Linked DNA regions of Mus musculus: all the other regions are linked to region 1. Evidence: chromatin loops called from intact Hi-C (ENCODE). Cell type or tissue: left cerebral cortex. All regions are shown on one strand. Region 1 overlaps Tmcc2 (transmembrane and coiled-coil domains 2). Region 2 overlaps Nfasc (neurofascin). Region 3 overlaps Cntn2 (contactin 2). Region 4 overlaps Dstyk (dual serine/threonine and tyrosine protein kinase).

Region 1 (8,000 bases):
TGGGGTCGGGTAGAGGGTACTTTGTGTCCTAAAAATTGTGCAGAAAGGAGATACCATTTCCTCTGGGTCACTTTCTTCAGGGCCTGTTCCCAGTACATCCTCCTCTGGGGAGCAGAGGACCATTCAGAAGTGAATTTGGTTTGCTCAACCATGAGCCAGGTACATGGTTGTTTCCACTGACCAGGTTCCCATGCCCAGGAGTGACAGTCCTGCCCTGACCTACCCACCCCCTACACACACACACCAGAGTATCTGAGACATTAGGTCAACAAAAGCCTGGCAGGCAGAGGAGGCGCCTCCTCCCTTCCTGAAGGCAGCTGAAAGGTCTCATGGTATATGCACGCCAATGCTGTGCTGGGGCTTTCCCTCACTAGACCCTCTGTTTGCTGCTCCAGCTCCTGGGGCTGTGTCTCCACACACTCCTAGGGTACATGCCTGCCCGTGTCTCTCCACATACTCCTAGGGTACGTGCCTGCCTTGATTCCTTGACTGCTGCAGCTCACAGTTAGCAATATAAACCATTCTCTTGTCTTCCCAGCAGAAAGCAGTACCTACTGGTGACCTGGTTAGGTCTAAGAGTAAGTGTGGGGTAATGACTTCCCTGACCTCTGTTTCCAGGGGAGGCGTGGTGAGCACCAGGGAAGCTGCCAGCCTCCTGAGAAGCCTCTCTGGGACTTTGCCACACAACATGTGCAGCCCAGGAGTCTTTTGTCTTCCAAGGAACTGAATTTAACTGCTTCTCAGCTGTTCTCGGGCTTCTCACTCTGTAGAATGCGTGGATGCTGCTGAGTGAGTTTTACATTTTATTTGTGTTCCATGGTACTAGGGAGTCGAGCCCTGGGCTCCATGCCTGCAGAGCAAGGACTCTACCACTGAGCTATGCCCAACTCTATTTATTTTATTTTTAAGAGAGAAAAAAAGTAAATAGCATGATTTGTTTTATTTAAGGCAGAGAAAAACAAAAATCTTAAAGAAATAAGGACCTGATATCAAAATTGAGTGAAGAGGAAGTATGCTAAATGAGGAAGCAGCCAGTGTGAGAGCGAGCTGAGCCCTGAGGGCGCGCAGAGGAGTGTGGGCCCAGGACCTGGGCTCCTTCCAGTTTCCTGCTCCAGGACAATGTGAGCCCATCTATGGCCCCCAGACTTAGCTCTGTGTGGCTAAGCTGAGGCTAGACACCTCCAGCTGCAGCTCATCTGCCTCGGCCTGTAGGCCGGTGGTGACAGCTGCTTCTGCCATGCTACTGCCTCTTGCTCAGCCAGAGCGTGGAGGAAGTGACCAAGAGGGACGGCCAGCACTTACTAGGAAGTATGTGTGCCGTCTACCCAGCAGCACATCTCCTTTGCAGAGAGAGTTGCTTGGTGACTCAAGGGCCTTCAGAACCATTGCTTAAATACTTGTGGCAGCTCGCCCCATGGCTTCTTGCCACTCTCAGCTTCACTCCAGATGACAGCTACTTTTCTGTCCCAGGCTAAATCGTGAAGGAACTGTCTGTGAAACTGTGATGTGTCCATGGGTGTATGCAATCACATGTGGTGAGAGAGCCTCGGTTCTAATAACCTATACCAGTACAGTGTGTCAGGCCCCATGTACCATTGGCAGCTAGCAAGGCCGAGGCACAGTTTACACACTCTCTCTGTGCCCGTGCCCATGCCTGAGCCCATTCTGGTTCATTGGCCTCATCCTGCAGGCTGTATCGCTTGTATAGCTTGTGGGTAGCAGGGTAAGGGTCTCTATCAGCCATTCTGACTCCCAAACACTCTGCCAGGCTCCTGGAAAGTTAACTCAGCATCCACAGAGCCCATTCTGCACGTATCTTCCTGACAGACATATTCACCTTTAACTCCTGCCCTTACACACACACACATACACACACACACACACACACACACACACACACACACACACACACACAGCGTGGATGCTTTCAGCCTATGCTCTAGAGCAACTGTGGAACCAAGCTTGAAACACAAGGTCATGCAAATGATCCTTGCAGCTCACAGTGGCAGACTGAGGGTCTCTGCTCATGGACAAAGACAAGGACAGCCTCATAGAGAAGAAGGGCTCTGCCTGCCAGCTTGCCATGCAGACACTGAGTAGTCCCTATTTGTTCCTTTTCTCTTAGAGACTACTGGTTCATCCCCAGAGCTCTTCCCTCCTTCTTCCTGACCACCATTGTGATGAGCTACTCTAGGAGTCAAGCTGAAGTGTCCTTCTGGGGTGCAGTTTTCCCTATGGCCATCTTAATGCCATGCAGCCTAACAGAACCATTTTTCTGCTCTTCTGAGCTTTGTGGATCAGGAAGTGTGGGAAGGAAGCCCTGCCAGTCAGAGACAGCTCCACAGTAAAAGAGAAGTTGGGGGTGGTGGGAGAGAACCCCAGTTCTAGCCCTCCCTGACTTCTGGTCTCCTGTGGTCACTGCAACTGCCTCCTCTTCCTCAGGTTATGGGTGAGTGAGATGGTTCAGTGGGTAAAGTAAAGGTATCCACTTCCAAGCTTGGTAGCCTGAGTTATGGAAGGAGAGCACCAACTGCAGCAGGATAGCCTCTGTCCTCCATATGTCTGCTGTGGCACGTGTGACCATATGCATACATACACTGCACACATAGATAGATAGATAGATAGATAGATAGATAGATAGATAGATAGATAGATAGATAGATGGATGGATGGATGGATGGATGGATGGATGGATGGATGGATAGATAGATAGATAGATAGATAGATAGATAGATAGATAGATAGATAGATAGATAATGAAATAAATATAATTTTTAAAAAGAAAAAGGAAAGGGATGTTTAGAAAGAGATGGATGAGGGAATGCCTTGGAGGACATGGGATATTCCCAGGCAATCATGGGAAGCCCAAGACCTTAGGCAAGAAGGTATCGTGTGCTGGTATGCACTCTGAGCCTGGTACAACCCACTGCTCACAAGCCTGTGGGTAAGCTGCCCTGTGGGTCTAGTGCTCTGGTACTTTTGTATACTCATACACTGTCCTGGTCAGTTTTCATACTCTGTGGAGAGGTGAGGTGTCCAGGGAAGCCTGAAGTGTAAACTCAGCTCTACAAGGAGGAGCGCAGTGAGAAATGTCACGCATTTGCAGACTTTATATTGTACATTAATGCTGTGAATTTAAAGTCATTTGGCCAACAAATATATACCTATATGTAGGCAACAATGAAATTTGCAAGGAGGGTTATATGGGAAGGTTTGGAGAGAGGAAAGGGAAGGGAGAAATTATATAATTATATTATAACCTCAAAATATAAAAGAAATAATTTTAAAAATTCTTAGTTCTGGGGCTAAAGAGGTAATTCAGAGGTTAAGAGTATTTTGCTCTTCAAGGACCCAAACTTGGTTCCCAGCACCCACTTCGGAGGCTCATAACCACCTGAAACTCCATCTTCAGGGGATCCAGTATCTCCGGCTTCCACAGGCACCTGGGCTTACATGCACACACATGCAGAATTTAGAGGTTTTTTTTAACTTTAAAAATCTTAAGGCCGGGCAGTTGGTGGCACAAGCCTGCAATCCCAGCACTTGGGAGGCAGAGGCAGGTGGATTTCTGCGTTTGAGGCCAGCCTGGTCTACAGAGTGAGTTCCAGGACTGCACAGAGAAACTCAAAGAAACCATAAGAAAGGGGGGGGGGGGAGCGGGGAAGGGGCTGTCTTGGGGATAGGATTTCAAGTCATACTTGTTCTCACCTGGGATGGGTCTACTTCAGAGAACTTCCATTCCAGTTCACTGAGATAATCAGCCATCACCCTCCACTTTCATTGTCAATGGAGATCTGCCTCATGATGGCCACAGGAAGGGCCCCAGATAAACAGAAGGTCTACTTCTTTCCTTCCTTTAGTTTAGTAGGGACAGCAAAACTTTTTATTAATAACCATTATACAAAAGGAACAGTGCTTGTCAAAACATAAAGGGGAGTTATTTATGGAAGTAGGAGCTGCTTAGCGTTTTCCCAGGCTCCATAGGTCAGAGATGGCTCCAGACATGGAGACCTGTGTGATGTGACTTGCCAGCCTCCTCACAAAGCCTAAGTCATCAGCTGACACATGTTTGCATAGTTTCCAAGATCCTGGGTGGGGGATTCCTGGTCTCGGTGATTTTGGCTGCAAACCTTGGCACTGGCTCCTAGAGATAGCACTGGGCCCTCCTTATCTCTTGGAACCTTCTTGAACTTGGGACTGCTGCATCAGTATGATCCACATTGGCCCTCAGTATTTAAGTCCTGTGTGCTTCTTGAGGCTCAGATGCGTGCAGAGTCTCTGAATGGGTATTCTGCCTGGGGAAAACTGCTCAGAGACAGTGGACCTAGGACTCTACAGGCTCCTTCCTCGCTACTCGCTGTCCTCGACTGTGGCCCTCTGGCTCCCTCTGCTGACCAATAGGATTTCCTACCAGGACTGTACAGATGAAGTCCAGGGAGAAAGAGACTGCTGTGAGTTGGCCATCTTTGTTGTCTCTTGGGTGGTGTCTGTCTGGGCAGTGCTAGGGGACAGAAAGCAGAGGGCGGGAAGCAGAAGCCAGGAGGGAGCCACAGTGGTGTCCAGAGCAGAATGGTTTCTGGGGACTAAGTCTCAGAACAGAGGAATTCCCTTATTGAAGCTGGCTGACTCCTCCAGGCCATTACTGGGGAATCTGGGGTGGAAGTGACTGTGCCTTAAGTCACTGAACAGGGAAAGAGGAGGCCTGAGTGGGACCCCTTCCGGGAGACTCCCGTAATGCGCTAAAGTGAGGAGTTGGTCAGTCGAGCTGCTGTGAGAGGATTTCTGGTCACTGAGTACATTTTTGGGCATGAGAGGAACTGGTCAGGGCCTGTCTGATGGGTGAACTGTCACTTGTCCTATATTTGCATGTGGCAAACCCCTGCACACAGCCCAGCCAGCCACACTACGACATCTTCCTACTCACTGGGCTGGAGAGAGATCCCTAATCACTGCTCCATCCTCTGGCTCGATAGACCTCCATAGATCCTGCCAGATGGGAAAGAACAGACATGTGCCCTGGGGGAGGAGAGAATCTAGAGCAATCCGCCCCTAATCCCTGGCTGGGCCTCACTCAGACTGGAGATGGCGGCTTCAGAGCCTGGGAGTTTTATTAGCACACCTGCTCGAAGACCCCGGCTCCCAACAGCCAGCTCAATGCTGCCCAAGGACTGTGACTCTGGGAGCCTGGCACTGTCCTCAGACAGCTGGGGCCTTAAAGCTCCTGGCACCTCATTGCCAGCACGGCTTTGGGAAACAGTATCTATGCAGGTGAGGCTCTGGGTCGGGAGGGGGTGCGGGGGGGAGGAAAGACTTCAATGTGGTAGATGCAGTAGGGTTATAGAATAAAGGAAAGTCAGTTCTTGAGGTTGTCAAGCAGCAAGCTCCCTCTGTGGGTTCCTCAGAACCAACCTCTCTCCTGCCCACTTGTAGAGAACTCTGGATGCAGAGGAGCTGGCATAAAATTAAACCCAAAGGGTGCTTCTAGTCATGGTTGCTTCTGTGTTCAGGAGGAGTGTCAGGGAAAAGGAAATGGAGGGGTTCTGAGAGCATTGACCCCCATGGACCAGAGAGAGTTTAGGTTTCTAGCATCTGACTGCTGGAGAGTTAAAGAGCCTCTGAAGTGAAAGAGCAGCTCCAGAGGCGGTTGCACCAAGAGCCTGTGGCTCTACAGCGATGGAAGAACAGTGGGCATTTATGTAGACAAAGAAGCTTTGTTCTCAGAAGGGCCAGGGCTGAAGGGAGGACATAGCTGTGACTGCAGCCACGAAGTAGCCCTAACAGGGTCAGAAACGAAGGTGTAGGGAAGGTTAGAGCCTCCGCCAGCACCAGAGATTAGTCCTTAGGAGCAGAGCAGGCGCGTTGATGAAAGGTGGGTAGCTACACGTGGCCTTGGCATGGATGGGTGTGGCATGAAATAAGAACGTGTTCCCTCATCTATGTGTGGTCTGTACCCAGTAATGCCCCTGCAGAAGCAGTAAAGGGCTTACAAAGCCACTGGGGGCATACTCTGTCTCCTCATGTGGCCTGAGCCGTTGCTATGGGGGATCTTTCCATCTCGATCTCCGCATATACATATGCCCTTTGGGTGCCTATTGAGTATCTGACATCTGACCACCTACCCTCTGGAGAAAGGGCCCTTAAGCTTCCTGGGTATTTTCCCCATATTACCCCCTTGCCTGCCTAGAAGTACTTGGATCCGTATGATGACCTGTCCAAAGCTGGAGCTAACATTTCTATGGGCCCCATATGTTCCCACTGGGAAGAGAGAGCCACCAGTCTGATACAATGGAGCAGGAGCAGCCTCTGACTTCAGGTCCTGAGGCTGGAGGAGGCTTCCCTTCTGCCCCCTACCGTTTTCCCATTAGCCAAACTGCCTCTTTGAGGCTGGAAGATTTTAGCTAGCCGTGGGCTTTCCTCTCCATCTTGATCTGGATTTACTTCCAGAGGGACTTAATTTGTGTGGGGGGGGGGGGTGGGGGGGGTGCATTTCGAGACAGGGTTTCTCTGTGTAGCTCTGGCTGTTCTGGAACTCACTCTGTAGACCAGGTTGGCCTTGAACTCAGAAATTCACCTGCCTCTGCTTCCCAAGTGCTGGGATTAAAGGCGTGCGCCCAGCCCAAGGGACTTAATTTTAAAAAGTAAAGCAAATCTGTGTTCTCTATCCCAAAAGAGTTGATAGAATCAGAGTCTCTCCAGGACAGTAGTGAGCTGCTCAGAGCATCTCCGCTGAGTTACTGCTGAGTCACTCGTCCTGACAAACTCCCCCCACCTTCAACCTGCACAGTCACTTTCTGAGCTCTGATGCAGTGGAAGCCAGACCCTACCCTCAGGAGCAGCATCCTGCATGGTCCCACCGGTGTGGCCAAGCACAGAGACAGATCAGGCTAGCTGATGTAGTGTCTACCATTTGCCTGCCATCTTTCAGAATGCTGGGCTATCATTCAGTGGGGAGGGCAAATGTCCCATGGCCAGATTAATGCAAGGACACTGAACTCAGGCCCAGGAAGAGGCGAGAAGCCCAGAGGGTAATGGGAGCCAAGGCTGGGGAAGTCCTGAGCCAGGAGACTCTGTAATTTGGCAGGGTACCTAATCCAGTTTCAGTTTGTGTTGCTGAAGCAGGGTAGGATGGCAGGTCTGTGGCACGACCAAAGCTAGTAGACAGGGTGCCCAGCTATTCATGAACTGTGGGGAGATCTCCCTGAAGCCAAGACAGAAACAGGAAAAACTGGCCCCAGAGACTCAGAAATCACTCCAGCTCTGCCTTAGCCAGAACATTCATCAGTGTGTCTTAAACTTGGGTATAGCTGCAGCCCTGGCTAGTAAGCTCTCTAATAGGACCATGTCATGGACTCCCCACTGCCTAGATCTGCCTTAGAGTCTGCTCAGCCTATTCATGGCTATTCATCCCAAGTCAGGTAGCCAGAGTGGACCAGCCTTTCTCAGTCAGGCAAGTAGGGTAAGGGGACCATGCCGTGGGGGCTTCAGCCCCAGATGTGGTGCTGGTAGCCGTCAGAATGAGTGAGTAAGGATCTGCACCATTTGGAGAGAGGAGCTGTCTTTGTAGCTAGGCCCTGCTCCAAGCTGGGGGCCTGGAGTTTCCACCTGCTGATGACAGGCACTGAGTCACCACACTGTTCCTCTCTCTGTGCAAGAGAGAGGCACTCTGGCAAGAGTCTTCTCTGGTGATCATAAGGCAGAGAGGCAGTCAAGACACCCTCCTTCGGCTACTGCAATGGGTGGGTTCTGCCCTTCCCTGCCCATGCTGCACAGCTTTAGCCCCTCCCAGTTCCAGATCATCTTTACAATTCTCAGGGAGACCCCAGACCCATGAGGCACCCATTTCCCATCCCTTGGCTCCCCTAGCCCTTGGCAACTACTAATCTGTCGCCTCTGTCTCTGTAGATTTAGCACTCTGGAAATCTCAGCATGTAGCCCTGCTTAGCAAACTGTCTATGTCCTGGCATTATCAGAATGACCTTTCTTGTTGTGGCCAAACAGTA
Region 2 (8,000 bases), 230 kb before region 1:
ACAAGCCAGTTCCCCAGCTCGGCAGCTTACTGCAGTCAACATGCACAGCAGGCATAAGGTGCACAAGGCTGTGGCCAGTGTAATGTTGACACTGCTTTACAGTGAGCTGTGTTTTCCAAATAGGATAAAAAAAAAAAATTGCTGGGCCTGGGCATGGCTCAGTGGGAGGGGGCTTGCCTAACATCCATGAAGCTGGATTCAATCCCCAGCACTGCAAAAGCAAAGCAATAACATAAATAACATTATAAACGTGTAACCCGGTAACCTAGTGATGGCTACCACCAAGCAGTATAGTTGTTGCTATGGTTTTGTGACTGGCAGCCCAGTAGACCTTTTTACACAACTCCAGCACAACCATACATGTAATACTCTGTAAAATGACGTCATGATAGCTACAACCATCACTAGGTGGAAGAATCATACGGGATTGGACTCTTACTAGCAGGAACATCACACAGCTCATGCCTATAGGAACACACGTGATCTATTGCAAGGTCAAGCTCGGCTAGGAACCCTTAGGACGGGGCTGGGTTTCAGCCGGGACTGCAGAGCACACATTGGCTATCCATATGTGAATAACGTGTGTATAACCAAAGCACCCGTGAGCTGCACCCTTTCCCTCAGAGGCTCCTGCTGAGCTGGTTGCTTCCCCAGCCTGGTTGCAGAAAGCCACACTAACGGGCAAAGCCACCAAAGGGATATAAGCTGCCTCCCTGTTACCTCAGCCAACTCTGCTACCTGACACAGATTCCAAAGGCCCTGGCCTCTTGGGCCTCCAGCCTGGGAACAGTTTCTGTCCTCAGAGGGCTGGGCTGAGATTGTAGAAGTAACTCAGGACTTTCCCTCAGGAAGGAAGCTGCATTTCAGTTGACAGTGAGGGTGGTATGGCATGGGTTCCCCCGGGTCTGTGACTTCTGAGGTCATCAGGAGTTGGCTGATGGGCAGCTGGGGACACACAGAAGGAGGTCGGTCCCTTCTTGGAAAATGAACTTGGCAGTGAACTAAAGAAAGGAAGGCCAGGTGCACCTGACCTAGCTCCTCCCCAACAGTTAACTTTTAACCCTTAACCTGCTGGCCTGGAGATTTTTCTTACTGAAGTACTTATCAGTCTCCATAAGTGTGGATTTCCTCACCACTTTGCCCGTGACACTGCTGTGACACGTTATCCCGTGGCTTCCTACCACTGCTAATAAGACCTTCACTATATCCTTCACCTCTGCCACCTCCAAGGCCACCCTTCCCATCCGAGCTCCGCTCCCTGCAGCCCTGTATCCCTACTGACTTGGACACGTGTCTGCCATCGGAACGATCTTCAACGGTATGTGAAGAAATGGCTTGGCTTCCGAGAGTTAAATCAACCATTGCTCATATACTCTGACTGTCTGGGACAACCTGCTCCTTGTGTGCCCACCTTCTGTCTCCCTAAACAGTACTAATCCAACTGAAAGCAAAATGGCCTTTGAGCACCAGGCACAAAGCTTTCTGCGCCAGGACCCCTGGTTCACATTTATGGTTCTGGCATGGACTCTCCTTGTGCAACCTGTTACCCAGCTGGGACATATTCTCCAAAGATGTGGTGGCGTGGCTCCAAAAACGGGTGAAAATTTTAACTGTGTTTCATGTTCAGCGTTACTCTATTCGTGATCAGGATCCTAAGGCTGTCCTGCCATCCTCTATGGGGAGGATGAGGTCATCTGAGACAGAGCAGCCTATAGCAAGCAAAGGGAGGACCAGTCACTACCACCACTAACCACTAACCTGGCCCTGCTGCCTCGCCACTCACCAACCTGCCTCTGTCTCAAAGGCTTACTACTGGAGGGAAAGCAGTTTGCTGAAGAACCTGTGGGTGTCTCAGAAGAGACAGCAGGCCAGCTTCCCTGGTGACCGTCCCCGGGGCGTGGTGGCCCGCCTGTTCCCCTACAGTAACTACAAGCTGGAGATGGTGGTGGTCAATGGGAGAGGTGACGGGCCTCGAAGTGAAACCAAGGAATTCACCACCCCAGAAGGAGGTAGGTCTGACCCGCAGTTCTTCAATGTGGGTTTAGACAAGGGTAGTGCCACCAGTGAGCCTGGGGCAGCTCCAGCATGGACAGCTAGGGTGACCTCGGCAAGCGAATGACCGTCACCAAAGTGACCCACCCTCCTGGAAACTTGCTTATCAAGAGATCTGTGCAGTGAGCGCATGGCATTCCAGACCCAGGCCATGAGACTGAAGCCAGCACCTCCTCTGAGGAGAAGCCACGAGTGCGTCTGGCCACTTCAATGTCCTGCTTACCAGCACCCAAGATCTACACGAGCCTCCCCCACAGCATCAAGAGACACTCCTGGGAAGTTGGCCTATGTGTATAGAGTACTACCAAGTGTCACCCCCACCCTCCTGAGGGTTTAGGTTTGATCTAACCCTGGGGTCCAGACATCTAGAAAGTTCTATTATCACCTTGGTTCCCCTTCAGCTCTTTTATCCACTCGGCATGAGCTATGGCTTCTCTGTTTCTCCTCCCTCCTTCCTTAACTGTTTCCTATTTTTCTTCTTTTCCTCCTCTCGCTTATCCCTTGCTCTCCTCTTGTCTTCTTTATCCCTGTCTCTCCCTCCTTCCTCAGTTTGGTTCCTATCATTAGTCTCTCCTCATCACTTCCCCACCCCTTTCCAGGTGCTCTGTCCTGAGTCTCTATCTCCTCCCCGACAGAGCTTGTATTCCCAGCTCAGAAGCTGGGGCCTGCTGCTGCAGCCAGTGGTGAGAGCCCTTGGCTGGGGACTGGGAACTGCACCCTTGCCACAAGACAGCTATGATTGGTTCCCTGCCTGGGAGTGGCTCTCTGGTTTGGAGGTATATTTGCAGGATTGAAGCCACCTATTTGTGTCAACTCCAGGGTAGCTGCTAAAAGGAAACTCACTTGACTTCTTCCTCCAATTCAGCAGCAGTAGCAGAGCCCACTTGGCTTTATACCAGGTGAAAGTGGTTGCCAGGCAGGCAGCAGGCTCTGCCCTTAAGGAGCTAGGTCCAGGTTCGACAGTAGTCCTGCACAGCGATACCTAAGGTCATGCCTTCATGCCTGTACTTTGTTTTCTGTGTTCTCCTCATCCTCCCTGCCCTCACCTCCTGGCTCCTTCCTCCTTCCCCAAGTACCCAGTGCCCCCAGGCGGTTCAGAGTCCGACAGCCCAACCTGGAGACCATCAACCTGGAGTGGGACCACCCAGAGCACCCCAACGGAATCCTGATTGGATACATCCTCAGATACGTGCCCTGTATGTTCTGCTTCCCTGCTTTCTCTGAATCCGATACAATCACAGACCATTTCTCACTAGTTTCTTGAGGAGTGGAGATCAGAAGCCTATGGGCGCAGAGGGCATTCCGTAGGAAATGTGAACGCTAAGGGAGAGCTCTCCATAACTAAGGGAGCAAGCAGAACCCAGTCCCTGCTCTTCTTATACAGCCCCGCCTGTAGGAGGCAGTAATCCCAGCCCTCTGGAAGCTGGTAGTCTTCAGCACCTACAAGGCTATGCAGAAGAGTTCCTCTCCCATTAGCCCTTCTATGTGATGGGCAAATGGTGTGTGCGCAGGCATCTGAGGATGCTCAGGAGTCTCCATAGGAACAGGGATGCCATCACACTTCAACAATGTTAAGACGTCCAGTGTAGACAGTGCTGCCCCTCTCTGGGAAGCCCAAAGGGCCAGGGACCTGTTACTGACACTTTAGCAGTGTGTCTTCCATGCTGTTCTGAATTGATCTCTGGATCTGACCTTTACCCTCCTGTATTGAAGAAAGTGTGGTCTTTTACAAAAGAGGCAGTAGCAATCAAGGCCCTGGGGGATTTCCCCGGTTCTATTTGGACAGAAGAGAAGAATTCCAAAGATTTGACCTTGACCGGGGGCTTGGGAAGTGCAAGCTGAGCTTTTAGAATTGGCCACGAGACTTTCAGGAGGCTAGAGACGCTGGGCTCAGTGACAAATGTGAACCCTGAGGAACACTGGAAGTTCCTCAGTACTTATAGTGGGAGGTCCCGATGCCCGCCTTTAAATCAGGTCTTGAGTATTGCTGGGCAGGGGCCACATTCCTCTTCCAGAAACTCCGAAAGCTGTCCTATCAAACCTCCCACTTGTCTCTCTCCCCAGTTAATGGAACCAAACTGGGAAAGCAGATGGTGGAAAACTTCTCTCCCAATCAGACCAAGTTCTCTGTGCAGAGAGCAGACCCAGTGTCGCGTTACCGCTTCTCCCTCAGTGCCAGGACACAGGTGGGCTCTGGAGAAGCAGCCACAGAGGAGTCCCCAGCACCTCCAAATGAAGGTAGGTCCACGGTGGCAGTCCTTGGAGTAAAAGGCCCTAACTAATCTAGACACCTAGAGAAACACACCAGAAGCTGGGTTTGGCCTTCCCGGCTAGAAAGGAAGTGAGGCCACAGAACCTCAGGCCCACTGCAGGAGACAGCCTGACTTGGGTACTGAGAGATATCAGTAGTGTATCGGGAAAGATCATCACTCTTAGATGTACAGGCGGACTGGTCCTCCACTTTGCCCTGACTTACTCAGCTACTTATCAACTATCTGTCCTTGCAGGGGAATAAGGAAGGACATGTGAGACGACAGGCAATCAGGGGGACATGAGAAATAACCATCCTGATGAACTCCAAAGAGTCAAACTGCTCATCTACTGAGAGTCCTCCCTGAGGACTCTGGGAACATCCTGTCTTTTGCCAAGGGCATAGAGAGCCAAGGAGATAGGGCAAAGTGCTTGCCTGGATCAAAAGCAGAGCAGGAAATAATATGTTCTCCCTTTACAACATGAATAAGATGAGGTGTCTGGTTGCAGAGAGGTGGGAGCTGGGAACAACTCTTGCCAAGCCAGCTTCACAAACAGCAAGTGAACTCAGTCAAGGCCAGTTCTAACCTCTAAGATCCCAAGCCAGAGCTGTGCCTGACCTGAGTGTACAGTAGAGGGCGCTCTCGGCTCATTTGCATGCATTGCTGGTTTCAGTGTAACCTCCCAAAAAATTGGACCCTAAAAGCCTCAATACTGGCAGCGCCTTATAAATGGTGAGCACTCTCTACCTCTCCAGAGAGACAATAGTCTATGCAACAGTAATTTTTTTGAGGACCCACCCTCATGTACCAAGCCAGGCACTGCACCAGTAGCAAGGGAGATAAAGATAGTAAGAAGTTCACAATGTCTAGAGACGTCCTCAATAATGGTTCTTTGTCTTTCTGCCTGAATGAAGGTGTTGCCAAGGGCAGGAAGTTTGGGGAGATTCAATATGTAAGGGGAGACCAAAAGGGCGATGTGAATAAGTATTCCTGGGACTGTCATATGATCGTGACTAGTGCCTGTCTCCCATGAGGTCCTGTGGTCTCCTCCTGATCCAGATGTGCTCTTCTGAGCATTCTCATCTGTGTCCCAGGAGAGCGCTGTGCTTCCTAAGGGGACGGCCAGGCCCTGCTGCTTCAGCACAGTATTCTTGTACAGCTGCAGCAGCAGTTGGGAAAGGACTGTCAGCCCCCTGTGTCCCTCTCTGGTCTCCTAGATAAGGAGTAGTCACACAACAAACTCCCGATCCTGGTGTCCTCTTCCAACCCCTGGACATTCAGGAAGTTGGTTAGGGCTGCTACCAGAGACTGACAGACTAGGGTACACTCTCTCTGTACTTCTAGAGATGTCCAGAAAGCCTCTCTTCCCGCCTCAGGGCAGCAGACAAAGCCACTTTGTCCAACCCCAGTGACCATGATGGGGGAATTCCTGCAACTCCAGAGAACAGAGATGGTTTTGGATTTGTGGAAATTGTTCAGAGATCTATTCTAGAGCTCTCAATCATATTTGTGTTCCTAATCTTATGAACTACAACTAATGGGGAAAACTGAGGCAGCAGAAAACCAGATCACATGCTTTCAGAGCCCCAGGGCCTTCAGCGCCATCATACTTTGAACATATGAGCCTGGGACGGTCCCTTGCCCTACTATCAAGCATCTTGCAGGGGATCTTGTTGCCTAGAATTGGCTGCTCCTGCACCACCTACATTTTTATCCTCAATTCCTGGCATCGTAGAGGATCACTTAGCCCAGCCAGGGTAGGACAAATCCTGGGGGGAAAAGCTGGAATATAACACTCTGCCTGAATTGTGCCTTGCAGACACCTCTTATATGGCAAGCCCTTGATTATGGATAGAAATGTGTTAGGTCTCTAAGCCCCAGGTGGAATAACGACAACCCGCCTAGCTCCGGTGGGGTAGAGCATGACGCCCTGAACACCACTTAGCATCCTCAGGGTTGCATCTAGCACCTGGCCATACCCCTGGAGTCAGGCTGGCGCCAGACCCTTTCTGTTCTCCTCTGTGGTCTCACCTATGCTGTTTTCTCTTCCCTCTCTCATCCTCTCTCCCTCTCTCTCTGGCCATCTTGGGTGCTGTGTCTGAAGCTACTCCAACTGCAGGTATTGTACCATCAACAGAGGTAATGGGCATGGCTCGGGGCAGTGCAAATGGAGCCCATGCTGGCCAGAGCCCAGCAAGAGGAAGTGGCGAGGGCTGAAAGCATGCTCCAGGTCACCCTTTCAGTGGAGAAGCCAAACTTGAAAGGAAGGTGTTTAGAGAGCATTGACTAGAGGATGTGAGCATGCTCTCTCCTTTCATATAATGCTTGTCCTTACGAAAGAGGCTGGCTCAGAAGTGGTCTCACATGTAGAACCCTCTGAAGCTGAGAGAAAACCTGTTGTGGCCACCTGAGCCTTGCTGGACCTGACATCTCTGATCATAGAGATGCTCTTAGAAGGTGTGCTATAGAGGGAACAGCTGGTTCCTGGCCCTGGTGACACCACAATCCCCCTGAAAGGGTGAACACACTGCATGCTGGCCTTTGCATGCTGCATGGGGGGACCCAGCGCCATTCCACCAGCTAGCGTATGTTCCATTCAGTGAGAATAAGCAAGCACGTCTCTGAGTGAGACCAGGGCTCCAGAGCCTGGAGCCTCAATGTGTGTCAGGGATTGATGGTCTTGACTCCAGGAACTCAGCTCCTCAGTATTTGGTATGGAGACAGACCCCCTCCTTTGGGGTCAGGAGCTGGCCAGGTGGGTCTGTGACAAAAGCCAACCTGCTAACAAGTTTCTCCTCCAGTCTTCATGCTGTTGGTTTGAGGGCCATCAAAGCTCTACCAAGGGCTGCCCTCAAGCCAGAGAAACTAGGCAAGGGCTGCCTGGGTTCCTTTCCTAGTCCTCTGAGCTTGGATTTTCCCACAAGTTAGGAGATGAGGGCATTCCAGGGTACACGAGAGCCTGCATAAAGAAACAAGTTTTGTTAAGACACACCTTTAGGTGAGAGAATCAAGAACCAGGCAGGAATCCGAGCTTGCTCTGTATTTCCTAGCTCACTTGGTTTGCTTCCTACCAACACCCGTTTATTTCCGCCCACTGCTTCCTACATTGATTCTGCTTCTGTTGCATACCCCCTTATGGTTTCATGTTTTGCCAGCCAGATCCGCCAGTATTAAGAAACTACCAGTCTTCCCTACCTCAGCCTCCTACCCAGTAACCAGGCCAGCCAGCTAGGCCAGTGCTTCCTCCCACCAGCCCTCTTCCAGGATGTGAGTCACAGAAGTTGTCCAAGGCCTGGGGACCACAGAGCAAACAATTCTTGCCATGCTAGAGGGAGGGTCACCCTGTCTTCCTGGCTCATGTGTGAGTCTCTTCCCCAGTGGAGACAACAGGTACTTGGGGTGAGTCCACTCAAAGCTCATTCATTGGTCAAGCATTTTTCCTGTCTCCTTCCTCATTGGGCACTCCAGACCCAGTGTAGAGGATCCAGCAGTAAGAAGTCTGCCGTGTTCAGAGGGCAGTCTGTGCAGCCCTCCTGTGAGCTGCAGTTGCAAGGAGACGTGTCATTCCAACTCCCCCTCCATGTCTTCCTTCCAATTTTAAACGATCTAAACTCAGCATGCTGTGCAGGATGGGCCCTGGGTCTTTGCTGTCAATCAAGTGTGTTTTCCAGGCACCAACTTCCACATGACACACGG
Region 3 (8,000 bases), 160 kb before region 1:
GAGATCCATGGGAGCCAAGCTGTTGGGTGTGGGTAGACGGGGCCAGGAAAAGGTTCCCAGGAAGGACAGGTGGCGGTAGCCTCGAGCCAGGCTTTCCTGCCAGCAAATGGCATGCTAGCGACTGCTTCTTGCCCATGGTGGAGGAACTGGGGCGCTGCATGCTTGAAGACAGTTGCCTGAGCCCTCTTCTCCATCTCCAGTTCTACAGGAATTCTCCAAGGAGGAGAGAGACCCCGTGAAAACCCACGAGGGCTGGGGGGTGATGCTGCCCTGTAACCCACCTGCCCACTACCCAGGTAAGTGGGGATTCTGGGCCAGCGCAGGACTGGGAGGGGGAATGTACCAGAAAGGACTTCTGGATGCTAGCATGGGAGAGGAAAAACAGAACAGGAGGTGGTAAGTCTTAACTTTCAATGGCTCTGCAATTTCCTAGCTGGACTGAGAGTGTTCGCAGTTCATCGTGAGGAGAGAGTCAAAGTCATCTCTCCCCTCTCCACCCCCAGCCCCTGATCAGAGCTGCAAGTTCTCATGAGAAGACAGAGTTTGCAGCATGTTTGGGGTCTTGCCCAGATTGCCTGTGATCCCAGTACACCCTTGTTTCCTCAGACTCCTTCCTTTCTAGGTTTGTCCTACCGCTGGCTCCTCAACGAGTTCCCCAACTTCATCCCAACGGATGGGCGTCACTTCGTGTCCCAGACCACAGGGAACCTGTACATCGCCCGCACCAATGCCTCGGACCTGGGCAACTACTCTTGCCTGGCTACCAGCCACCTGGACTTCTCCACCAAGAGCGTCTTCAGCAAATTCGCGCAGCTCAACCTGGCTGCTGAAGGTCAGGATCTAGGGTAATGGAGGCTGAAAGGGTCAATAGGCCTTGGAGAAATGGTATTCTACCAAGCTTAAGAATTGCAGCTCAGAATATATGAGGTCCTGCTGCCGGGTCTCAGATCCTTGCCCCAGGCCCCCCAGAAAAAGAGAACATTTGGAGATTCCAAATATTTATGTGGTGATCTGTGAACTTTGGAAGGCATGGGCCCTAATACAAAGCACCTCCCTGGAGCCCTTTGCATGTGGTTCACACAGTCAATCTCTCTCTCCCCTCCACCCCCCCAGATCCTCGACTCTTTGCTCCCAGTATCAAAGCCCGGTTCCCCCCAGAGACGTACGCACTGGTTGGGCAGCAGGTCACCCTGGAGTGCTTTGCCTTTGGGAAGTAAGTACCATCAGGACAAGAGTGTCCTGGGCCCAGGCAGGGTTTCATTTCAAAGCCCCTCAAGAGCAGGAGGGATCACAGAGTTAAAGAGAACAAAGTCAATAGACTAACAGAGTCCTGGACACAAAACAGGCACCACCCACTACCTATAAAACAAGTTCTGCCAGTGAGACATCACATACACACACACACACACACACACACACTCACACACACACACTCACAAACACACACTCACTCACACACACACACATACACACTCACTCACACACACACACTCACACACACACACTCACACACACACACTCACAAACACACACACTCACTCACACACACACACATACTCACTCACTCACACACACTCACTCACTCACACACACACTCACACACACACACACACTCACTCACACACACTCACTCACACACACACTCACACACACACTCACACACACTCACACACACTCACACACACACAGATGGAGGGGCTTTATAGGCATGAGGGAGTCATGTGGCCTCCCAACAGTAAACAGTAAAATCCTAAGCAGTTTAAGGAGCAAGCCAGGGCTAGCAGCAGAAAAAACAGTGTGCCGACCCCATCCTGCTGGTTCAAAGCTCAGCTTCAACACTTGCTGGCTGGGAGACCTCGGGCAAACAACCTCACATCTGAGGCTCAGCTCTAGGACTGACGGATGGTCAGGGTTGACAGTGGCTAAAGGATTCTTACAAAGATCAGTTGGGTCCATGGATACCAGGCCCTGAGAGTGGTGCTTGGTGCTTTGACAGGTGTGGCATGAATGTTACATTAGCCATTTCACAAATTACAGCAGAAAGGCTTGCTTCTCTTTCTTGCTGTCCCGGAAAAAGGATCCTCTAGAGCAAGGGTCATTGCTTTCTGCTGTGTGGGATGTTCTTGAGCATCCAGGAAACATGTATAAATGAGCAGGGTAACATGTTGATTCCTCAGATCCAATGGTTCCCTAGCCCATTTTAATGTCCAAATTACTAATAACTAACATGCCTTGGAAAGGCGGGGTGATGATAAAAGGGACCTATAAAAGCCTGTTCCTAGTCTCGTTTGTGCCCTCTTCCCGTCTGTCCCCTCCCAAACAGGAGTCCCCTTCACCTTGTCCAGTGCTTCAGGAGGGCCTGCGAGTGTGAGCATAGGCTCTGTGGACACTCGAGAAACATGCTCAGCTCAGCTCATCCCCTCTGGCTCTTTCTCCCCTGCCAGCCCTGTTCCCAGGATCAAGTGGCGCAAAGTGGATGGTTCCTTGTCCCCTCAGTGGGGCACAGCAGAGCCCACCCTGCAGATCCCCAGTGTTAGCTTTGAAGATGAGGGTACCTATGAATGTGAGGCAGAGAACTCCAAGGGCCGTGACACCGTCCAGGGACGCATCATTGTGCAAGGTACTGAGCTGGAGATACCTCCGTCTTCCCTGAGGAAGCAGCATGAAAATCCAAGAGACTGGGAGGCCTTCTGCTTGAGCCTTCTGACCCTTGCCAGGACTGCTAAACATAGCTGGAGAGGCCGTTTCAGAGCTCAGCGGGGGCATACAGAAAGCACACAAGTATTTCAAAAGATTTAGTTGCTAAATCAGTCCCTGGCACAACCAGAGAGTGCCAGCTTCTTCGCCCTCATTTCTTTGTTCTCTCCAGCCCAGAATACCAACAGCGCCCTCTGCTGTCACTTACAAATACTGCAGCCTTATAATTCCCTATTCCTCTCTTTCTTCCCCACAGCTCAGCCTGAGTGGCTAAAGGTGATCTCAGACACAGAAGCCGACATTGGTTCCAACTTACGTTGGGGCTGTGCTGCGGCAGGCAAGCCTCGGCCCATGGTGCGCTGGCTGAGAAACGGGGAACCTCTGGCCTCCCAGGTAGGAAACCAAGGCTTCCTCCCACACGACCACCCTCTTCTGCTGCCTGGCCCGCTTACCCTGCTGGGCCAACCAAGGGGTCTTGGGACGTTCTGGTGCTTCTTCTCACAGAGAGATACATGGCCACAGGTGGGTCACCTGTGTAGCATCACAGAGATCTGGGATCCCTCCATCAACCAGAAATGTAACCTTAATCTAGCCTCCAGGAGACCTAAAGGACCAGGCAGCCCTGAAGTAGACCTATATTCATGAACCCTCATGCTGAGGGATGTTAGCTTACAGCCTCTGCAGCACACCACCACCATCACCATCACCACCCGCCCCTGACTCCTTCCTGGCCTCCAGTGGTCCTCATCTTCCTGCCTTGGCTCTTCTGCACAGAACCGGGTGGAGGTCTTGGCTGGGGACCTGCGATTCTCTAAGCTGAACCTGGAGGACTCCGGCATGTACCAGTGTGTGGCAGAAAACAAGCATGGCACCATCTATGCCAGTGCTGAGCTGGCTGTACAAGGTAAAGGACCCAGGAGGCAGGGACAGCCCTGGTGCTTGAAGGTTGTGTCTGGCTGGGCTTCTCCAAATGCACACTTGCAGGCTCGTGTGCTAACATACACATGTATGTTCTTTCTTGTTTTCCAATGGCCCCTGAGTAGCACCAGTTTCAAGACATGAGACTGAGAGTTTTCCAAAGACATGGTTTTTGGGTTTTTTTTTTTTGTTTGTTTGTTTTTGTTTTTACTTGCTGCATTGAAAAGATCTGATCTGTATTTAACCTAGTTCCTTCAGCTCTGTGGCCTGTGGCAAGTTACCTGATTCTATGCCTCAGTTTCCTGATTTTAAAAAATGCTTCATCCTGTCCTTGAACAGCGCTTTGAGGGGAATTGAAATTCAAAGGGTGAACTATGACAGGCCTGACATTCAGACGGGGACAAGGAACACCAGCCACTTGAGCTTACAAGGCACGTTTTCTCTGCTGCAAGATGAACGTTAGAAGCCTTTATTAAGTTTAATAAGGCTCAACAAAGACTTACTCGTTTTATTTTTTATTTTATTTGTACGAATGCCTGTATTTGTATGTGTATCACATGTTACAGAAGTCAAAAGAAAGTGTAGATTCTCCTGAAACTGGAGTTACAGATGGTTGTGAGCCACTGGGCACTGGAAATTAAACTCAGGTCCATGCTCTGACTTACTGAGCCATCTCTCCAGCCCCAAGACTCTTCCTTTCATTCAATTATTCAACCAATAACTTACAAAGCATCTCATGAGGAGCAAATACAGTAGTACTTAAATACTTAAAGTACTGTACAAGAAAAGGGAGAGGAACAAACTTAGAATTTATTCCAGAGAACCCTAAAAGTATGGTTAAAAAAATACCAAGGACAGCAGTGGTACCCAGGTGAGCAGGTTAGATGGGGTGGTCAGGAAAGACTCTGAGGAAGTCACGTTTAGACTGTGACCTGAGGGAGACAGACTTGTAAATATCTGGGGAAGTTTCAGGTAATATGCATGCAGACACAATGATCCAAAGGCAGGTAAGACTTGGCATTCAGGGGGTTAAAAGGAAAGCTATGGGGCGTGGAGGTGGAAAGATGACTCATCAGTTAAGAGGACTGGCTGCTCTTACACAGCAGACCCAGGTTCCATCCCCAGTACCCACAGGGTGGCTCACAACTACCTCTAATTCCAGTTCCAGAGACTCATACGCCCTCTTCTGGCCGCCTTAGGCACTGCATGCAAGTGGTACCCAGACATACAAGCAGGCAAAACATTCATATATATATATATGTGTGTGTGTGTGTGTGTGTGTGTGTGTGTGTGTAAAGTAAAAATAAAAGAAGTCTTTAAAAGAAAAAGGGAAAAAGTTGAAAGCAAGACAGACAGTTGGAGCGTGTGAGAGGGACGAGTGGAGCCAGATGTGATGACACAGGGGTAGATGAGTTCTAGAGATGTTGCTGCCACTTGACAAGTTGGTCTCCAGAGGCCAGATGCTTAGCACATAGCCAGGTGACATCTTAGTTGAGGTGGGCGGGTGGCTATCTCGAGGGTGAGTGTTTGAGCACCCTCTCTCCTGCAGCTCTGGCCCCAGACTTCAGGCAGAACCCTGTGAGGCGGCTGATCCCTGCAGCCCGAGGGGGAGAGATCAGTATCCCGTGCCAGCCCCGTGCGGCTCCAAAAGCTACAATACTGTGGAGCAAGGGTACTGAGATTCTGGGGAACAGTACCAGGTAGGTTCTGTGTGCCACCGCTGAGATGACGTCTTGGAGGTCAGTCCCCTTCCAATGGCCACGGTGTGTCCCTCAGTTGACTAGATCTTTTTCTGTCCTTGCTGCAGAGTGACTGTCACTTTGGACGGCACCTTGATTATCAGAAACATCAGTCGATCGGATGAAGGCAAATATACCTGCTTTGCTGAGAACTTCATGGGCAAAGCCAACAGTACCGGGATCCTGTCTGTGCGAGGTAAGGACTGTGGTCTGTTCAGATGCTGGGATGCTGTTCTGCCAACCATCTGCTCTTGGCTTCCTATACATCTGCTTTCAAGGCAACGTCAGAACTCAGTCTCTCTTGGGACCACCCCTGGCCAGCCTCCAGAATCTGACCACTCATGAATATGCATCTCTTCTAGGGGTACAGGCCAGAGCCTCTCTCCTTCCTGGGCTTTTTCCCTCACAGAGCCTTGTTTTGTTGTTGCTGTTTTGCTTTGTAGATGCAACGAAGATCACGCTAGCTCCTTCGAGTGCTGACATCAATGTGGGTGATAACCTGACCCTACAGTGCCACGCCTCGCATGACCCCACTATGGACCTCACGTTCACCTGGACCCTGGATGACTTCCCTGTTGACTTTGATAAGCCTGGAGGTCACTACCGGAGAGCCAGTGTGGTAAGGCCTGAGGCCTCATAATTCTCCCTCCTTCCAGATAAGACAGGGGACTTGAGATGGCCTCAGTCATTACCAGCTTCAGGCTTTCCAAAGTTTCCCCTAACCCCCGAGGCCATGCCGAGAAAGCTCACCCTAGGACCCACCGCCACCTTTCCTGCATCCACCCAAGGACCACCCTTCTAAGTTAGAATCAAGCTTTAGCATTCCAAGTACCCCAGGAGATTCTCTCCACTATTGTCCCTCTCCCCTAGTGCAAATGCCATCATTAACTTGGCTCATGAAGACTGTCTTATGTGGCACGCTTTGATGTCCAGTGGTACCAAGTAGCTCATTCTTCCCATTGAACAGATAGGAACACTGAGGCACAGAGAGCATGGATGCCATTCAGCCAGGGAATCTAGGCTCCATTTCGTCTTGTGGCCTATTACACTAGTCAGGGCTTCCTCCTGTCTCATCATTCCTTGCTGTTCCCTGTGCACAGAAGGAGACCATTGGGGACCTGACTATCCTGAATGCCCAGCTACGCCACGGAGGGACATACACATGCATGGCCCAGACAGTGGTGGATGGTGCATCCAAGGAGGCCACAGTCCTGGTCCGAGGTAATGGGAGTCAGCCACCACAGGTCTCAGAGAGGCTCTAGGCTTTCCGACTCTCCCCACCTCTCTTCCCTCCCTGAAGGCTGACAGAAGCTGGAGAGATGGACACTTCTGTTTAGTGCCTGTGTAGTTCTTTGTGGGTCCTAAATGAGTAGACTATGTCTTCCAAAGCCATGATCAAGAAAGAAAATGTACCCTAAACACCCCTAAGACTTTACCTCATGAGCCCAGGAGTTCCAGGTCCAGTACAGGGCAAACTTGTACACCCTTCTGTGAGCCACCAAGTCTGAGATGCTTCGCTCCTCATCTTTCTCCTCTGCCCCCATCCTCTGGCCTCCCACCCTATCTCTCCTGCCCTCTGATGCCCCATCTAGATACTGAGTCAGCCCAAGCTGAGGCTAGATAAAACCGACTCAAACTGTCCACCTCTGACCCAGGGTGCTCTGCTTCTTACAGGTCCCCCAGGTCCTCCTGGGGGTGTGGTGGTGAGAGACATTGGAGACACTACTGTTCAGCTTAGCTGGAGTCGTGGCTTTGACAATCACAGCCCCATTGCCAAGTACACCCTGCAAGCGCGGACTCCACCCTCAGGGAAATGGAAGCAGGTTCGGACCAGTAAGTATGAGGCACCATGTGGGTCAGTTTTAATAACCACTGTGTGCACAGCAGAAGACAGGGGTCAAAGGGTCAAGGCTGACCCTAAGGCTTTGAAAAGAATTAAGGTGTGTTCTCTTACCTCCAGGGAGAACCTAGGCAGGCAGGGAAACCTTCATAGCCAGGAGGGTAAGGAGAGGGAGAGCTGGAGGCAGCAGCCTTGTGTTGCTAGAGAACGCCGGCATGCTCAACATCCGTGGAGGGAAGAGCAAAGGCCCTGTGGCATCAGAGCTCACTAGCTTTTCAGACAAGCTTTTCAGTCAAAGAGTAATTGAGGGCTTAGCGAACGAACGGTAGGACCATGCTGAGGGCAGAACACAAATGGCCACATGGGTCCGGAACCTGCCACCATCATAAATGGCCGCTGGCCGCTGACTGCCTGGGACCTTGCAGATCCTGTGAATATCGAGGGCAACGCGGAAACTGCCCAGGTGCTGGGGCTCATGCCTTGGATGGACTATGAGTTTCGGGTTTCAGCTAGCAACATCTTGGGCACTGGGGAGCCCAGCGGCCCCTCCAGCAGAATCCGCACTAAGGAAGCAGGTGAGTGTCTGGAGTTCTCTGCAAAGGGAGCCCCAGCAGAGGGAGTCCCCAGCAGAGGGAGTCCCCAGCAGAGGGAGCTCTAGGCTCTAGCAGGGGGGGGGGGAGCGGGGGGGCGGGGGGGGGGCTGGGGAGAGCTCCAGCGCTGTGGGGGGAGGAGCCCCAGCAGAGAGCGCTCTAGAGGAGGAGCTCCAGCATTGTGGGGGGAGGAGCCTCAGGAGGGGAAGCTTCTGC
Region 4 (8,000 bases), 89 kb before region 1:
GTGGTTGCTGGGATTTGAACTCAGGACCTCTGGAAGAGCAGCAAATGCTCTTAACCGCTGAGCCATCTCTCCAGCCCAAGAATTTTTTTTTTCTGGGAAAAACACAAATATTTTAAGAATGTGCGCCGGGCGTGGTGGTGCATGCCTTTAATCCCAGCACTCGGGAGGCAGAGGCAGGCGGATTTCTGAGTTCGAGGCCAGCCTGGTCTACAGAGTGAGTTCCAGGACAGCCAGGGCTACACAGAGAAACCCTGTCTCGAAAAAACCAAACAAAAACAAAACAAAAAAAAGTGCTTTCACTTTAATCCCAGGTTATGGCTATGGGGCTGCTTTGGACTATTGGAAGCAGCTGACAATGATTTGCTTTGTGCTCTAGCAGAGGCGTGGTTTTGCCAGCTGCAGATAGGTTCAACAATTATGTGATATTTGAAATCCTGGGGACTTTATAGAGGGAATATAAATGCTAGGGCCCCTGAGAGGCAGGGTTGGTGGTTGTTAGTCATGATCCAGGGATATCTCTCTCTCTCTCTCTCTCTCTCTCTCTCTCTCTCTCTCTCTCTCTCTCTCTCTCTCTCTCTCCCTCCCTCCCTCCCTCCCTCCCTCCCTCCCTTCCTCCCTCCCTCCTTTCCTCCTCTCTTCTCCTTTAACTCTTACCTAGTGATAGGGGGTGAAACCAGGGGGATAAGGAGTGGGATAACTGAGAACTCACAAAGTAGCAAAGACCAGCTACAATTAAGACAGGATCACCAGAAACCAACCCTCCTGCCTACTCCAGAGTGTACACTTAAACCAGAGTTCCCTTTCCGCTACCAATCTTCCCAGACCAGCCTCAAGTATAACCCCAAATCTCACTTCTACCATAAACCTGCTGAGCATTTCAACCTTACTCTGTTCTTTCACACTGCATCAACAGTACATAACTCTGCAATTTATCATTTAGTGCTGCCTTATAGCACTTCCAGATTATCTTACCTCTCCACATACCTCCATGTTGATAAGTTCTTTAATGACAAGTTCCATCATTTAGAAGTCATTCAGCCAATACTTTGTGATTAATAAGTGCTAAGTATGGCAGGTAGAGAGCTAATGACCCAGAGATCAGAGCATGCACTAACCCCAACTCCATCCACACTTTCCTTCCTTTCTTCCGTCCCTCTTTACTCTCCCTCTGTTCTGGTTTCTTCATTGTCAGACTTAACGTGCACTCACTACTTACCCTGAAGGAAGCACTCCACAGCAGACTACTGGAGTCTGCCAAACCTACTCCTTGCCCTCTAGCCTTACCTGTGAAAAGTTCAGGGGCCATATGGATTGGTGTCCCCACAATGCTGCCTGACATCATAGCTTCTGGTTTACAGAATCCTAAGTCGGTGATCTTGGCACGGTTTTGTTTGTCCAGCTGCCAAAAACAGCAGGTCAGAGTCACCTTTTGTCTGCACACCCAGCCTCAAAGCAGTCCTAAGAAAGTCCTGCCTCCAACCTCACTATCCCACACTCTCTCCTGTCATTGTCCTCTTCCCCCATACTGTCAATAACCTGATGGCAGGGGTTGTTTCTTTCCTCTTTATATCCCCGACATATACTGGGATCACTATAGTCTTGGAAGATCGAGTAATGAAGGTCTGTAAAATGAGGAAAACATGCTGGCACCTGATTTCCCTCTTCAGCAACCAAAGCAATTCTTTAATTCTTAAAGCTCTAATAAAGGGTTAGGTGTGGGAGACCTGACCAACATATAAGACCTTGGCTCTACCCTAATACAGTAGAAAGAACAACAATGATATAAAAACAAACAAGCAAAAATTGATCATAGAGAATAAATGTGCCCCTTCCTGTTCCTGATGGCCTGTTATCTTTCTATCTACAATATCCAGGCCATCTTTCTCTCCCCCAAACTGCAACTTCATGGGTGTTATCATGTGACACTGGAAGGTATTTTTTCCTAAATTATTACATTTTATTCATTTGCTTTGTGTGTGTGTGTGTGTGTGTGTGTGTAGGTCAGAGGACAATTTGTAGGAGTCTGTTCTCTCCTTCCACTATGTAATAACAGGTACCATAGCCTGTTATGTCCCCACAGTTGAGCCATGTCACTGACCCTAAAAGATGTTTTTAAGAGGACTCTGTCAAACAATTCTTTATGATCTATGTGATGTGACCTTGTAAGGTGCATTTATGCATGACAGCTATCATCTAGCATCTCTGATAAAGCACTAAATAGTAAGAATCCTGGACTCCTCAAAAATACCAATAACAGAAAGACCAACAAAAGAGCAAAGATTATTCAATATTAAAGAAGGCAGAAATAGCATGGTAAGAAAACATACTGCAGAATCCTTGGATTAGATCCTAGATAAGAAAAACAACAACAGCAAAATACCAAACAGATCATATTTGGAACAACTGGATATAACAGACAATAACAGAATATATGTTGATAACACTACTGTATCAATGTTAGACTTGAGTGTGGTAATGGCATTCTAATTATGTAGGAGACTCTTCTTAGGAGAAACTTGCTAACATATTTTACCTTCATATGATGCATGAAAAGAAATAGAAATATGACTGAGTGGGCACCTTTGCAGGAATATAGGATACAAGGGTATCTGGGTCTCCAACTGCCACTCTTAACCTTTCTGTGAAGACAGAATTTCTCAACAGTGGAGGGAAAAGGTTTTGACACAAGGTCATCTGTTGAGATTGGTCCTTAAGTCCAGGGCTCCGTCTACTCACCATGGTGCTAACTCTCCTATTTTCCATGTAAATATTCCTAGAATCAAAGCTTTTTACACAAACCCTCCAGAGAGTAGGAAGTCCTCTCTAAATATAGCTCTATCTTACCAGCACATTTTTCAGTTTGATATCCCGATGAACAAGCCCCTGGCTGTGCAGAAAGCGGATTCCCTCCACCACATCCAGAGCTATTTGCAAACGTGTCTCCAGGGTCAGCCCAGCCTGGAAAGACAAAAGAGCCTGGATGTCACAAGAGCATAACTCCTCAACCCAGCAGAGACTTCCAATTGTGAGAACTAAATGACTTATGGTGGCAACAAAGGAGAGAACAGCGAGTGGGAGGTACAAGGAAGAAGTTGCTGCACAGGACGGAAGGCAGAAGGAAGCCTTTGGCTGGCTGCAGTGGTCAGCAGGACCAGAATCCAAGCAGAAGAGGTTTGAGTTCTGACAGCATCTCACTGCCATCATCAGAGCAACTCTGGCACAGCCTCGAGAGAGATTTGCTTCCACTGCTTCTATAGGCTTGGTTAGCCCAGGTTTGTGTTTATGGGTTCCAGTTCCAAAGTCATTCTGATTACTTAAGGGTCTTTCAGATTCTGAAAAATGTCCTATTTCTTCCAAAAACTCAAATGGGATTCTCTAGCCCGCTTACAGAAAAACCTCAGGTGTTCCTGAGATAAAGAGGGAACTACTTGGGGTCTCTTTTTCATGTCACTAATTCTTGTGACTCCTGGAAACATTTCTAAGTTTTCTCTACCTTACTTCTGAAAGTCTCCATGTAAGCTCATACAGGGGAGGCCAGACACTCAAGGTCAGCCTCTCTCTCCTACTGAGTTCCAATGCAGGGGACAGATAAGAGAAGTCACTAATGGTGATGTTTTTGTTTTTTTGTTTTTTTTAGATGACAGTTTAAACTGAACAGTTGACTGAGAGTTTCACCTTTCCTCAAACAAAATTCTTCAGTGGCACACCCCAACTTACTTTTAAAAGTCAAGACCACATAACAAAGATCTAATATATGACTTTGTGCCTGCCCCTACTGCATGTCTCTCTCTCTGTGTCTCTGTTTCTGGTGATATGGGGTTTGAACTCAAGACCACACATGCCAAGCAAGTTCTCTTATCACTAAGCTACAACTTCGGTCCCATATAAGTGATTTCACTTTAAATCTTACTGGAACTTGTGTTAGAATACTTGGAATGCAGAGCCTCTCAGTATCTACAACTAACTCCATTTGAATTCCTTTTAAATTTTTAAATGTTGTGCATGTCGTGTTATGGATGGTGTGTGTACATTTATGTGGGTATGGAATCTCTCCAGATTTATTATAAAGACATGTATAGTACTATGTAGTATATACATGTAATATATGTAATATACACATATATTATATGTACATATACATAAGGCAGTAAAGCCACATTACTCCAATTTCTATGAAAGTGAGAAGTTCTGAATAAACAGGAAAGGATGAAGTCCAGGAAGGAAGGGTTGAGCCTGGCTCCAGCTGGCCCTTGTCCCTGACTGCCTCAGTCACCTTCAGCCCTGTGTAGAGGTCCCGGTGTAGCCGCTCCATGATAAGCAGTACAGCAACGCTGGAGCCGCCACCATAGTTGTAGTCAATGACTGAGCCATGAAGATCGACCAGCCGCTCATGCTTTGGCAGAGACCTATGAGAAAAAGAGGTTTTGGCAACTACACTTGGGCTCTAACTCTGCATGAGATACCAGGATGTAAAAGAAAGAATCCCAGGTCCACACATAGTCCAAGTCCAGAGAGAGGGAAAGGAGAACTGCTTCTCCACTAAGGCTAAAAAGCCCAAGACTATCAATACTGACAGTCCTTGTGACTAAGAAAGAAAACAGCATGAACAATTGAGAATTGTGATGGGAAAAGACTAAGGAAAGAGCATGTCTGGACCAGATCACTAGGTAGGTAGAACACTTTGCAATCTGTGTGTAGAGGGATAGGATGCTGCAGCTTGTGATAGGAAACTTATCCCAGCCTTTTAGCTTCTTTGGGTATTCCCCAGAGAGATTAAGGAAACCAAGGCCTACCTCATGTAATGAAACTCCAATGCCAGATCGTTCCAGTGCTTCTCATCTGGAGGAACAACTGATTTGAGGGCACAAGGGAAGTGTCCCCCCCAGTTGTCACACAGGTATACCACACCATATTGGCCCCGGCCTAGTTCCTGTCCTAATTTAGGTTTACCTATAAGATATAAAGACAGATGGGATAGAGACTTACCAAGCATTCTCTTTAGATTCTTAGATGCAGTCCTGCCTAGAGGCCAGAAGTTGTAATCATGCAGTCATGCAATAGAAAGAAATTCAGTGTATTCTAACCAAGTTGGATGACTTAACTTTGATCGTGTTGTTCACATTACATAAGCAGCAGAACCAAACAGGAATTCAAAACCAGCACTAAGTGCTGAGGCAGCTTTGCAAGGAGGCCGGAGTCTAAACTCTGGGGTTCTTGGAGGCCAGGCATAAAAATGCCAGAGGGCCCTCAACTTCCAATCTACTTGGAAAGAAGCAAGAACTCACGGTGAAGCAAGACATCCTGTAAAGACCGGCTCTCTAGCGAAAGGCGGGCCAGACGAGGGGCGTGATCTTTTCGAACCTTTAGCCACAGATCTTCAGTTTTCTCCAGACGGCCAGAATGGCCAGCTTCCAGCTAGGAGGGAAACAGAAAAAGGCAATGTAAGACTTTTCAAGCCCCTCACCTCAGCTTCCCCACGTATACCTAGAAATAATCTCTCATGCTGACAACTGTGAGAACTGAGTACGAGACATGTTTAGGACAATGGCAGTGAGATGTCAACAGTCATGCTCCTTTTAGATGCCTGGCATATGTTCATTCTCTCCCCCTTCCTTACACACACGTGGGGCACATAACTGAACTGAACAGAGTCAGGAAGTCACTCCTCTTTCATTCATTCTTAAACTACTGTATAAACATATAGAAAGTGTGTACTCCTCCATGCTCCTTTCTCACTCAGCTATATGGACAAAAATTAACTGGACTAATTTTTGAAAACTATAAGAGTAGCAGAGGGTATACTCTTTCTCTCTCGAGGAGGCTCTTTTCTGACTGTCCCAGCTTTGCTCCTTTCCTACATACGCACCTGCCTCAAGGAGGCTGCAAACGCCTCATGAGAACTATTGAGCCGCGTGCGGAACTGGCTGCAAATGCTCTTGGCCAACTTGGAGGCGCTGAGGCTGTCGATGGCTTCCTGGGCCACCTTCCTCTTCCACTCTAGAGTGATGGTGGGTGGGTTCACCCATGTGATACGCTGGATGATCTGCCAAGATGAGGACAGTGAGATCATTGAAGGAAGGAGAAGGCACTCCCAGGCAGCTCCAACAATGCCCTTCCTTCTCTGCAGTCTCTCACCAGGAGCACCCTAACTCAGAGCCTATGAAATCCAACCTCAACTCTAACACTGCCTACCTGAAACCCAGAGTTCAGCCAGAGGTAGGCACCAACGACCAGTAAGCCTGATCTAAATGCTCGCAGCCCTCAATGTATTCTGTTCAGGGACAGGGACAGGACAGGACCCACACTCTTGGCCCCTAACAGCAATGTGTAGTTTTTTGTGTGTTTGCTTTTTTGTTTCAGACAGGATCTCTCTCTACATAGCCCTGGCTGTCCTGGAACTTTCTATGTAGACCGGGCTGGCCTTGAATTCACAGAGATCTGCCTGCCACTGCCTCTTCAATGGTGGGATTAAAGGCTGCACCACCATCATCGACTCTGTCTGGATTTTTGTTGTTTGTTTACTTGTTCGTTCTTGTGGTACTGGGGAATCAAACCTGTGGTGTTGCATATGTGAGGCAAACCATCTGTCACCAAGCTACATCCCCAGCCCCAACAATACCTAGTTTTTGTTTTGTTTTGTGTGTGTGTGTGTGTGTGTGTGTGTGTGTGTGTGTGTGTGTGTGTTTTTCGAGACAGGGTTTCTCTGTGTAGCCCTGGCTGTCCTGGAACTCACTTTGCAGACCAGGCTGGCCTCGAACTCAAAAATCTGCCTGCCTCTGCCGCCCGAGGGCCGGGATTAAAGGCGTGCACCACCACGCCCAACTAATACCTAGTTTTGAGGAAACATTTAGGCTGAGTCTTTACTGTCTTTACAGATGAAAAAAACCTAATGATGTAGAATTTTGTGGCTTTATCAAGTGTTATATAAATGTATAGCTTTTTAAAGCGTTAAAGGAACATTGGTAGTAATTAAGTAAGACTAGGTGTTTAACAGAATTCTCTCAGAGAGACAAACCAGAATAATGGCCACCCTCCTTTAAGAGCATCTTTGAAGAATCTGTTCTATTGGAGAGTGTACGATGTAACTGAGCCAATCATGGACTGACAGGACCCCTCTGGGGAACACTCACCTGCTTGATTTGTTCCCAAAGCATCCGAGTAACTGAGGATCCCGAGTGAAAAGTGACCTCAACATGGTAAGCGGCATTTAAGATCTGGAAGAGAACACATGAAGGAGCACATGCAGACAGCCATCTCTGGACAACTTCAAGAACAAGTCCATGTTGGGTGTGGCAGTGCACATCTTTAATCACTGCAGGCTAAGGCCAGCCTGTTCTATATAGCAAGTTCCCAGCCAGCCAGCCAGATCCATAGAGTGAAACCCTGTCTCAAAAAACAAAAAAGAAGAACCACAATCTAGCCAGACACAGCACATGTCAGTAATTCCATCACTTCAGAGGTGGAAGCAGGAGAATTAGTTCAAGTCCAGCCCTAAACAAAACAACAGCAAGTTCAAGGCTAGCCCAGTCTTGGCTACCATGTGCCCCACTCCTTCCTTCTGCTTGCCCAAACAAAGAATTATAAAGCAGTCCAAACATTCCCAAATTTATTCCATATTTACTTTATATTATATATGTGTTTATGATATATATATATATGCGCGCGCGTGCGCGTACACACACACACATATGTACACACACAAAATTAACCCAAATTCATCACCCCCATTTTGTGACTCAATATGTTCTTTTACTTTCTATTCCTTTTTATCATCTGTAAGTTTACAGCTCATTAGCATGTCCCTCAGGCAGTAGCCATGTAGTAGGAAAACAAAATGAAGTTTTAACTAGACTATCTCAAAGGGAATTCCTTGGCTACTTTGAGGTTGGGCTTGTCTGTAAATTGTCCCAGATATTACCTGTGACACAGTGTCTTAGCAACCATTCTTTTCACACCTGTTTGAGATAGTTGCTGGTAATATGAACTGAGACATCCTGTGA

The links. Hi-C counts contacts between places; a loop is a spot of excess contacts. Peaks named below come from ENCODE experiments on the same cell type or tissue, not always from the same donor. Only the 100,000 strongest peaks of a DNase experiment are listed, where the experiment ranks them.
Region 2: it touches region 1 in a loop (4-fold over the local background); 15 of 42 quality-filtered maps call a loop at or near these places.
Region 3: it touches region 1 in a loop (4-fold over the local background); 12 of 42 quality-filtered maps call a loop at or near these places.
Region 4: a loop joins it to region 1, with 2.4 times the contacts of the local background. A loop is called at or near these places in 2 of 42 quality-filtered maps.

The regions. Positions count from the first base shown.
Region 1 is chr1:132,364,149-132,372,148 of GRCm38, reverse strand. The region is part of intron 2 of Tmcc2 (transmembrane and coiled-coil domains 2); the gene reads left to right. Among named protein-coding and RNA genes, the nearest start is that of Tmcc2, 23 kb to the left of the region's middle. In left cerebral cortex, a CTCF peak has its summit at 4,394 (motif pointing left); DNase peaks (open chromatin) are centred at 5,669, 7,096, 7,613, 7,935 and 2 more places; H3K27ac peaks cover 3,891 bases.
Region 2 is chr1:132,591,774-132,599,773 of GRCm38, reverse strand. Nfasc (neurofascin) reads left to right here. Exons shown (of 30, transcript NM_182716.4): 22 at 3,126-3,248; 23 at 4,117-4,290; 24 at 6,409-6,423. Among named protein-coding and RNA genes, the nearest start is that of Gm51646, 48 kb to the right of the region's middle. In left cerebral cortex, CTCF peaks have their summits at 3,442 (motif pointing right), 4,932 (motif pointing right) and 7,684; DNase peaks (open chromatin) are centred at 4,935, 7,495, 7,692 and 7,988; H3K27ac peaks cover 1,007 bases.
Region 3 is chr1:132,520,908-132,528,907 of GRCm38, reverse strand. It overlaps Cntn2 (contactin 2), which reads left to right. Exons shown (of 23, transcript NM_177129.5): 5 at 201-296; 6 at 623-832; 7 at 1,114-1,213; 8 at 2,445-2,620; 9 at 2,954-3,090; 10 at 3,472-3,601; 11 at 5,165-5,315; 12 at 5,423-5,550; 13 at 5,798-5,973; 14 at 6,455-6,575; 15 at 7,029-7,187; 16 at 7,620-7,769. Among named protein-coding and RNA genes, the nearest start is that of Cntn2, 18 kb to the left of the region's middle. In left cerebral cortex, CTCF peaks have their summits at 2,898 (motif pointing left), 4,786 (motif pointing left) and 7,819 (motif pointing right); DNase peaks (open chromatin) are centred at 2,869, 4,796 and 7,952; H3K27ac peaks cover 554 bases.
Region 4 is chr1:132,453,275-132,461,274 of GRCm38, reverse strand. It overlaps Dstyk (dual serine/threonine and tyrosine protein kinase), which reads right to left. Exons shown (of 13, transcript NM_172516.4): 4 at 7,956-8,000; 5 at 7,131-7,214; 6 at 5,867-6,043; 7 at 5,286-5,415; 8 at 4,794-4,950; 9 at 4,274-4,406; 10 at 2,845-2,958; 11 at 1,285-1,399. Among named protein-coding and RNA genes, the nearest start is that of 6030442K20Rik, 20 kb to the left of the region's middle. In left cerebral cortex, no CTCF peak of the experiment used is centred here; DNase peaks (open chromatin) are centred at 2,877 and 3,070.